Linked DNA regions of Homo sapiens: region 1 is linked to region 2. A link is a contact called in ENCODE Hi-C or POLR2A ChIA-PET data. All regions are on one chromosome and are shown on one strand. The core of a region is the stretch at or near the end of the contact, and the rest is flanking DNA. Distances in the headings are between cores, read along the strand shown.

Region 1 (5,298 bases), core at 814-3,313, 38 kb after region 2:
GCCTGTGCTGAGCCAGCCCTTAGCTGGCCGGACAACCCCCATTGGCAGAGACACCCAATTAGGGAGATTCTGTTTCTGGCTCCTTGGAGGTGACCATTTTCATTTCAGGTGAAGGGCCACGGTAAATGAAGGGCAGGGTGCAGGAGGGCCTCACACTGTGGAGAAAGGACATTTTTAGCAATTTCTGTCAATGCCATGCATTTCTCAGAGAGTTCAGACTTTAGCCGTCTGGTAGACTCCCCATCGTCAGGTAGCTGGAAGTAAGACAGATCCCCGAATCTGGCCCAGGATATGCCCCGGAGAAACAGGACTGCCCCTGGATGCACAATAGCCCTCACTCTGCAGCAGCCACCAAACAGCCTTCACACGTGCTGCTTCAGCTCGTTCTCACCAACCCCAGCAGGTGGGTGGTATCAGCCCTCTTAGCGAGGAAAACAGATTTCAAAAAGGTGAAGTGAGTTGGTCATACAGCTAGCAGGTGACAATGACGAGACTAAAACCTCAGTCTGTCTGCCGCCGGAGGAGAAGCCAGGCATGAGCTGCCCTTGTGCCCCTGGCACATGCCCATCTGTGCCACTTCTACCTAGACCCAGGTGTCCCCGACTTTGTTGCTACCCCAAAGCTCACACTGAGGCCAGGGTAGTGAAGATCTGGTGTGTTGGGTAGGGGGTGCTGAGAGGTTGGGGGAGCGCTATGTCATTCTCTCGCCTTTCTATCAGGTGGGTGGGGATGCCGAGGTATGTCTTCTCAAACTGGAAGATTCATTTTGGTTCCTGGATCTCCGTAGAAGGAGGTTTGGATGGAGGTAGGATGTGGGAGGTGTTTTCTCTTCCTCCCTAAAAATACTTATTAAGCACCTCTTGGTTTCAGCTCTGGGCAGCCTGGGTGCTTTCAGATTATAGAACAATTTCATGACACCATGGATCTGGTATTTTTCTCTGCTGTTTTTCACATAGTCTTAATATAGTTTTACCTGATAAGAACTATCCACATGTGTATATCTTTTTAGAGTTCTAAGATAGCATAATCCACATACTTAGATGTACCTATAAAATATCTTTTTACAGAATAAAGGGCATGCTATTAAGGAATGACTTTTCTTCCACTGATTGTCATGTGGATCACTTCCTGAACCTGAAGGAGGTTCTGGAACTCCAGACACCGGGTCCTGAGCTCTAGCAAGTAGCTGAGGGAAGAATTTTCAGCCCCCAGCTGCCAGGGGTTCTCAACACAGAAGCAGGACCAGACCAAGCTTTTGGGAATTTGTTCATCATTGTACAGCCGTATCACGGCCTATCCGGAGTGGGAGGGCTGGAGAGTAATTTCCTGACCCTCAGGCTCTGAGCTATTGTTTTGGGGTCTTGCGTACTCTTTTGATCAATTATTTTTTCTGCCTTTAGCCATAACAAGCAACAGGATGGTGCAGCATCCAGGTTCAGAAAGCTGCCTCCTCTCACTTAGTCAAAGTTAATTAATTCTCACTGTACCTTGAACTAGGTCAGCTGCAGGGCTGTGCTGGGCCTGACCTGCTGTCAGGGGAGGGCATTTCTTGTCTGTCTCTTGATGTGCTGTCCTGGGCAGGGAAAGTGGGAAGGGGGTAGGTTTCACCTTTGCGTGGGATCATCTCTCCCCCTTTCTTCCGGGGAGGTGACCATTTTCAGATCTGTGGGTGGGGAGGAAAATCTTCTCTTCCAAAAATAATCTCTCTGCAGTGGGGTTTGAAGCTGGACCAAGCTGCTAGCGCTATTTTTACCCAGCTTGCAGTTCAGGGTGTAAATAGCAACTCTGGCTGTTTTTTCCCACAGCTGACAACAGAGTCAACCTCTTCGAGGCAGGAGCATTCTGGCATTTCGCACAGAGAAAACAGAACACAATTTGCCCTCGGGCCCAGTTGATGATTCCTGGACCGTGGGGTCGATATCCAGGGCTGGCATCTCCACGGTTCTTTTATCTCAGTCTCCACTATAAACACCAGGCCCCATGAGAGCTGCTGGGCTGAGGCTCATTTAAAGAAGCTTCCTGCGGAATGATGAGGGAAAAGGCAGGTCCGTAAATCCCCGCCTGCGCCCGCCGAGGATTCCAAGCGCATGAGCAGCTCCAGGCTCCAGCTTGCTGTCCCCCTTGCCCTCCTTCTTGCATTAGCAGGCACTTCCTCTAAGGCTGCTGCCCTGGGAGGGTTTCTTGCAAACCCACTAGATCTGAGGAAAGACAGAGAAAACATCTACTTAAGGCTGCCCAGATGACAGCATGTGTCTAAAAATATATGTCTCCTAGTTTTCGAGTGATCGAAGGCCCCACAGCCTTCAGCACTGGAGTCATTTAGAGGTCATGGTGAAAGGACTGGCTCCCTCCTTGCCTCCATTTAAGCAGAAGCTGCGAGAAAGCCCCCAAAGCCTTGGGTCATGTCTCCAACAGGCTCGGGTGAGTGGGAAGTTCGGCCTCATAGAAGGCCCCTTGCTGGTGCGGTTCATGAGGACGATAAATTAGCAAAGCTGAGGTGCGCCCATCACGGTGAGCAGTTCTCTATTGCTTCTCTTCTGGGGAATGAACAGGCTTCATTTGCTTTTCCCTGAGGCCAGGTTTCTAACCCAAATCTGTCCCTGGAGTCTTTGGCCTGAAATAAGAAAGGAGTCTTGAGTCAGCAGGAGAGCCACTCCTCACTATGAATTACACAGCAACTCCTTGTGGATCTGCCCGTACCCTTCCCCCGGGCACACATCAATCAATCGAAGTATTTCTCAAATATCTACCCCATACCCAGAACTGGGCATTTAGGTACGTGGTTCAAGTTTCAGATTCTTCCAGCAAATGGTTTGTATGGGGTAAGAAAAAGGATTGGAGGTCAGGTAGGCAGCTGAGTAATCCCCAACTCTGCCTTTTTAAAAGTGGTTTCAGTTGCGCATCCTTGGAATTGATTCTGGGCAGCTGTTAATTGCAAAACTCACTGCCAATTATCGATAGCTAAAGTGGCATTGGAGAGCTTCTCATGGTAAAAATAGGGGCAGGTAATAGATGAGAAAATAGCTTTACATTTGAGAAGAGAGGATGGGAACATATTGTCTCAATCTTGCTGTGTTCGAGGTTTCCTTTGTCAGCCTGGGTTCTCTCCCAAGACTGGCCAGCAAAGTCTACTTAGTGACCTCCAGCAAATAGTCCACCAGCAAGCTACTTAAGATTAGAGCAGGCTGGGCGTGGTGGCTCACGCCTGTAATCCCAGGACTTTGGGAGGCTGAGGCGGGTGGATCACGAGGTCAGGAGATCGAGACCATCCTGGCTAACATGGAGAAACCCCGTCTCTACTAAAAATACAAAAAATTAGCTGGGCGTGGTGGTGGGCGCCTGTAGTCCCAGCTGCTCGGGAGGCTGAGGCAGGAGAATGGCATGAACCCGGGAGGCGGATGTTGCAGTGAGCTGAGATCGTGCCACTGCACTCCAGCCTGGGCAACAGAGCAAGACTCCGTATCAAAAAAAAAAAAAAAAAGATTAGAGCAAAACTTTATCTTGGCAGCAAGAACAGAGGGGATCTCTGCTGAGTTCAGGGCATCCTGTTTCTCACCGGGCTCAGTCACATTAAACAGCCAATACCAGTTTTAGGAAAATCCATGTTGAATTTTAAATGTATTTTGGCTCATTTGGGGGGTTATGATTGTCCAATTCAGCTGGTAGTTTGTGTATCAAACTTCAAATCGACAAACGATGTTTATTCAAGGAAGTTTCTTGAAGCCTAGATGGTACATGTTTACCTTAAAAAGCAAAACCAAAAAATTCCAAAAAACAGAAACAGGAAAAAGTGCCCTGGTGAGTAAAACCAAAAGCATGTGGCAGACAGACACAATGCAGGCCTGAGTATTTTGAACAATGCTCATGGCCCCAGCCTTGACACTGGGGAAACTGGGAATGTGGTCGCAGACTTCCTATGTCAAGTGTTTCCCTGGATTTCCTGGAATCCAACTTGAAGTGCCATTTCCCCTGGTGCCACCAAGGAGTTAAGCTTTGGTTCTGTTCTCCCAGTGACTAAGAATGCTCTGTGTGGCTCTGAGATCATCCAGAAAGAAACTGACAGTCGGCGTGGGAAGAGTGTGAGCTTTCAGTGCTCTTGAAATGCCTTTGATGGGCATGGTGAGAGAGCAAAAGGCTTATTGCCACCTAGTGCCCCTGATTGTGTAATTTCGTCGTGAATTCTTGTTTCTTCTTTTGAATTTTGCATAATTTTAAATGAAGATCTCTAACTCCTTGGGGAGCTTGATATTGTGATGTGTGAGTTATTCTATGGAGCTATTCTATGTGAGCTATTCTATATTTTAGACAGCAAACGTATCCCACCACTTGGAAATATCACCCATTTTGATTGAAAACAAAGTAGAATCAATGACCTGACCAAATCACACGTGTGTGTGTGAGGGAGACTGGGTCTTTCCACTCCTGATGTTTTCTTTCTTCTGAAAGGAGTCCAAACACTCCTTGCTTCTCTCCACCCGCCCCCTCTTCCCTGAGAAGGAGGAGTGGTTTAATATGACTGGTGAGTTTGGAAGGAGGAACTGTGCCTTATATCATCCTCTCTTTTCTTCTTGGGAGCAAGCTTCGCTCCCGTGGGGTGGGAAGAGTAGGCCCATTCCAGCTCAGCTGCCTGTCATCGAGCCGCCAAGTCTGCCTAACTCTGAAGTTGAGTATCGGGAAGCTCGATTGTCTGATGATATAAGCCACGTTCTCTAATATCAGCTTTATCAGTAGAAAAGGTTATTTTTGGTCCTCATCTAGCTTGCTGCTATCTTCTGATTCAATTCAAAATTCACAGAGAAGGGAGCAGACTGCTATTTTGGGGCCTCCTCAAAGACCCCAACATATTTACTGGAAGATTTCCTGTGATTAGAAAAATCCCAGTGTTGGGGTAAGGTCCAACTTATAGATCCACATCATCACTTTCTTATATAACACCAGATTCCTTAGCTGTCAGCTGAGTAAAAGAGAGTTTATGGGTGTTCCTTGCAGCTAAAATGCATCCATTCAAAAGTTATTTATTGAATCCTTACCACGTGCCAGGGGACACATAAGTGATCAAGAGAAACAGTCTTGGGCCGGGCGCAATGGCTCACGCCTGTAATCCCAGCATGTTGGGAGGCCAAGTTGGTTGGTCATTTGAGGTCAGGAGTTTGAGACCAGCCTAGCCAACATGGTGAAACCCCATCTCTACCAAAAATACAAAAAATTAGCCAGGCATGGTGGCAGACACCTGTGGTCCCAGCTACTTGGGAGGCCGAGGCACAAGAATCACTTGAACCCAGGAGGCGGAGGTTGCAG
Region 2 (4,809 bases), core at 735-3,234:
CCTTGTCTCAAAAAAAGATTCCAGAAAATACAAATTATAGTGACAGAAAGCTGTAATCGCCTATGGATCTATAAGTGGTAAGAGGATGAGGAGGGGAGGATTCAGAGGGATATGAGGAGATGTTTGGGTGTCATGGGTAGTTTAATCTTTATTGTGGTGATGTTTTCACAGGTATATACAGATATCAAAACTCATCCAATAGTACACTTCAAATATACACCGTTTATTATGTCACTTATAGTTCAAAAAAGTTGTTTATAGAAAACAAAAAAAACTAGAGACAATTTAGTTGACTCAGAATATTTAATAAATGACTACTGTGTGCCAGATGCACATTCTTATGTGTTTGGCATTCAGAGAGAGATTGAAGACATGGCGCACACCTTCAGGGAGCTCACAGTCTACTGAGGGAGTGAGATAAATAAACAGATGATTTCAATCCAGGATGCTAGTGCTAAGGCAAAGGAAAACAGGCCGGGTGCGGTGGCTCATGCCTGTAATCCCAGCACTTTGGAAAGCTGAGGCAGGCGGATTGTTTAAGCCTAGGAGTTCAAGACCAGCCTGGGCAACATGGCAAGACCCTGTCTCTATAAATTTTTTTTTTTTTAAATAGCTGGTTATGGTGGTATGCACCTGTGGTCCCAGTTACTCTGGAGGCTCAGGCAGGAGGATCGCTTGAGCCCAGAAGGTGGAGGCTACAGTGAGTCATGGTCACACCACTGCACTCCAGCCTGGGTGACAGAGTGGGACTCTCTTGGGGGAAAAAAAAAAGGAAAGAAAGAAAAAGGAAATGCAGGGAACATGAAGAGTCTAGAACATGAGTATCATTGGGTGCCTTTTTCTGGGGAGTTTAGGGAAAGCTTAATGAAAGAGGGGAGCTGAGCTGAGGCTTATTGGGTCAGGTGGAAGAGCCTCCCCATCAGAGGGAACTTCATGGGCAAAGTTAGTGCAATGCAACTTCCAGGAATTGCCTGTGGTTTGGCCTGACTGGAGTGAAGGACATAATGGGGAGGTAGCAAGAGAAGAGGCAGGAGAGGTGGCATGGCCAGGTCATGAAGCCCTGGAGTGGTGTTTGTGCTCCAGGATTGAACAGTGTGGCCAGGTCTAGACCTGTGTCGCTGGGACATTGTCTTATCCAAACACTCAGCATGGACTTCCAGGTTCCAGGTTTTGAGGCTTTGACACTCATAGCTGCTCAGTTGTAGCCTGGAAGCTGCTATATTCCCCAGGGATGTTTCAAGACCCCAAAAAGGAGAGAATTGGTTTGGGTCTGGGCACCAGCTGGGGAATATCTGCCTGCCCCTTGCAGATGCACCTGGGAGTGAAGGTGTCTGGTGTATTTGAATGTTGGAGGCAACCAACAATCCAGCTGCCCCAGAGGCAGTTTTTCCACAAGTAAAGAAGTTTGTTGGCTGGGTGTGGTGGCTCACACCTGTAATCCCAGTACTTTGGGAGGCCGAGGCGGGTGGATCACCAAGGTCAGGAGTTGAAGACCAGTCTGGCCAACATGGTGAAACCCTGTCTCTACTAAAAATACAAAAATTAGCCGGGTGTTGTGGTGCACACCTGTGGTCCCAGCTACTCAGGAGGCGGAGGCAGGACACTCGCTTGAACTCAGGAGATGGAGGTGCAGTGAGCCAAGATCGCGCAACTGCACTCTGGTCTGGATGACAGAGCAAGACTCCATCTAAAAAAAAAAAAAAAAAAAAAAAGAATTTTGTCTTTCACACTGGCTGGCAGCACTGATCCCTGACGTCCTGCACATCTGACAAAAATGATTGTCTCGCGTGCTGATCTGAGTCCTATCTGGTGCTCACCTACCCTCTGGTCATCTGTTAGCCACTCATCTCCTTGTTTGTTGGTTGGTTTTCAGAGCAGACTAAGATACTAAATTCAGGACACTGTTGTTAGACCACATTAAAAATGCAGGCGGCAGTGCAGAACATGGCTGGCTCATGTCAGGCCGACTTCTCAGTGTAACCAGAGAAGGAAAACATGGACAGGGCCCGTGTTAATGGAAGCAGACGCCAGATTGCATGGCAGGCTCTGGCTCCTGTTTCTCCTGTTCCCTGCCGCCCTCCAGCCAAAAGAAAGAAACTAATATGTAAGCTAGAGGTTAAAGTGGAATTGCTGCTTCATGAGCATTTCTGTGATGCAGAGATCAAGTTGCTTACATCTCAAAAGAGCTCCTGTGCTCCCATTTAGGATTGTAAACTGTCATGGCACTTAGGATCTTCTAGAAGGCATGACAAGCGATAAGTGTGGGTTGGATAGTTTTTTCTTGGGTCAGGGATTTTTTTGCTGCCTTTGGTAGAGCTGGACCAAGAGGCCAAGCGAAGGAGCTTGTGGTGGTTTCCATGCCTGGGCCAGCCTGGGAAAGCTGTGGCCAGCACAGATGGCTGAAATCAGGTGGGACCAGGAAACGCCAATGCGGATTAATGATCTCAGGTGAATTAATTACATCAGGCAATGTCAGGAGGGAAGAAGTTTTTAATGACATAGTGGTTTTGGGTTTTTTTCATTTTCTCACCTGGGCTAGTGAAAACAGTCCGGTGGGCCAGATCGAGCTTTGTGGCTCTGTTAATTCCGCCCTCTTCTCCGCCCCCACACCATCTGCCAGCGGGACCGTTAACTGGCTCAGTACTCCCTTTTGCTGTGTCAGTCCTGGAAGGTCATGCTTAACTGTGATTGGGGTTGGTTTCCCAAACAGATAGGTGAAATGGATGTCTAACTATCGATTTGTTTTCTTGCATTTCAGTCATTCCAAGGAAGTCAAGGACGAGCATACCTCTTTAACTCAGTGTGAGTGCCTCTGAATGGTACATTCCTTGTGGGGTACAGATTCGAGGGATGGGAAAAAGCAATCCTTGGTGATAATTAAACAATGAACCCTGCCCTGTCTGCCACAGTAAAACTCTGTGGAGCATTACTGTCCACAATTGGTAGTCAGTTACCTTTGGGGAACATTTCTTGCCAACATCTCTGGCTAAAAATAATATATTCACTACATTCCCCTCAGAGGGCACACCAGAGGACTGTAGTCCCACAGGGAAGAAGCTGAGGAGATTCTGAGAGCCTCAACCTGAAGGGCTCATAATGAGATCTGAGATTTGTCACTGGGGAAGAGAATATGGGTGAAAAAGACACCAAGATCTGCTGCGGGACCTAAGGAGGAAGGAAGGCCCACTTCGGGCAGATGCACAGTTTCCAGGGCACTCAGCCATCCCCAGGCACCAGGTTTATCACCTCTTCCCTGGGAAGGGAAGGTGAAGCCTACATAAGCCTGATAAACTGTAAAAATGAAAATCTGGCCTGTGGCTTGAGCTGGGCACCCTGTGAAGGAGTAGAGCCTATTCAGCACCCAGGGATCACTCATTCCTGTATCAGGACCACACTGTGCTATCATGTGTGGCATCTTCAGCTTCATTCAGTCCTCAGTAAGCTGTGAGGACCTGTGCCCATGGCTGTGGACTTCACAGTGTGGCTGTCAGCTTGTCCCCCTAAGTCACAGATTTAAAGTATTTGTTAGAAAAATTAAAATTTTAAGCAAACTCTCAACCATAAAGATTATTTCGGTAGACCCACTCCACTAGAACTTGCAGATCTGAATTTCCTTCCAGCTGAGATATTTCCCTGTGGCCACCTTTTGGGGATTGGTTTAGATCTGCTCAGCTCAGGGTTGGCTCCCCTTGGGACAGCCTTTCCCAGTTAATTTTTGCTGGAAGCTCAGCTTGAATGCCTGATGTGCGTGTCACTAACTACCCACTCTCTCTTCTTGTGCCTCGACATAGAGTTAATGTGGGCTGTGGGCCTGCAGAAGAGCGAGTGTTGCTAACAGGACTGCATGCAGTCGCAGACATTTACTGTGAAAACTGCAAAACCACTCTGGGCTGGAAATACGTAAGTATAAAGGAGTTTGGTTGGTAGAGGGCTGGAAGGGAATTGCCAAGAGCCTTATGCCAGAACACTTTCTTCTACTCGCTTTCCATGGCCTTGTGGGATTGTCTTAGACCAGAATAGTCACCTGTCTACCACACTCATTCTTTCCTTTCTGCTGATATATTTCCCTCCTCCTATTCATTCCTTCACACCTACCCCCTGAGACACACACCCCTTTAGATTTAATAAATAATAATAGTAATGGCATATAACCTTACTCGACAGCTCACTAGATGCCAGGCATGCATCAGCAGCCTTAGAGGTTAGATGCTATCTTCACCTCTATTTTATGGATAGGGATACTGAGACTTAAGGAGGTTAATAGTATGTCCAAGGCAATCTAGCCATTAAATAGCCACACCAGGATAGGAATCCATGTAATATTCTGTTATTTATTTTTTATTTCTAAATTTTTCATTCTCAAAGGACGTGACCATGTAGTAGTATTCTGACACAGAGCCCATGCTGTTTTTTAAATATTAGGCAAATTTATTTTATTTTATTTTATTTTGAGACAGAGTTTTGGTCTGTCGCCCAGGCTGGAGTACAGTGGCGCAATCTCAGCTCACCACAACCTCTGTCTCCCAGATTCAAGCGATTCTCATGCCTCAGCCTCCCAAGTAGCTGGGATTACAGGCACGCGTCACCATGCCTGGCTTATTTTTTGTATTTTTAGTAGAGACAGGATTTCACCATGTTGGCCGGGCTGGTCTCGAACTCCTGACCTCAGGTGATCCACCCCCGTCAGGCTCCCAAAGTGCTGGGATTACAGGTGTGAGCCACCATGCCTGGCCAACAAATTTATTTCTTAATAAATAGAGACAGGGTCTCACTGTGTTGCTCAGGCTGGCCTCAAACTCCTGAGCTCAA

Evidence for each region. A loop is a pair of places that touch in the nucleus more often than their neighbours do. ChIA-PET counts read pairs that join two places held with the same protein, here RNA polymerase II (POLR2A). Pooled maps may share reads with other maps.
Region 1: a map of gastrocnemius medialis shows a loop between it and region 2 (6-fold over the local background). The contact joins two enhancer-like sites. A Hi-C loop is called at or near these places in 46 of 168 maps with a recorded cell type or tissue (B cell, CD14-positive monocyte, HepG2 and 25 more), 12 of 37 single-sample maps with no recorded cell type and 29 of 50 pooled maps. POLR2A ChIA-PET finds 5 or more read pairs at or near these places in 7 of 52 experiments (AG04450, B cell, Panc1 and 4 more).

Annotation. Positions count from the first base shown.
Region 1 is chr17:59,423,654-59,428,951 of GRCh38, forward strand. No RefSeq gene overlaps it. Among named protein-coding and RNA genes, the nearest start is that of MIR4729, 60 kb to the left of the region's middle. RefSeq lists a silencer at 4,061-4,190. Within about 2 kb of position 2,064, at least 19 of the 41 ENCODE cell types and tissues checked have a DNase peak (open chromatin) inside an H3K27ac peak, as active enhancers do; they include ascending aorta, dorsolateral prefrontal cortex, gastrocnemius medialis and 2 more, where a contact is called at or near this core.
Region 2 is chr17:59,385,569-59,390,377 of GRCh38, forward strand. It overlaps YPEL2 (yippee like 2), which reads left to right. Exons shown (of 5, transcript NM_001005404.4): 3 at 2,759-2,802; 4 at 3,792-3,900. Among named protein-coding and RNA genes, the nearest start is that of MIR4729, 22 kb to the left of the region's middle. Within about 2 kb of position 1,985, at least 7 of the 41 ENCODE cell types and tissues checked have a DNase peak (open chromatin) inside an H3K27ac peak, as active enhancers do; they include ascending aorta, dorsolateral prefrontal cortex, gastrocnemius medialis and 2 more, where a contact is called at or near this core.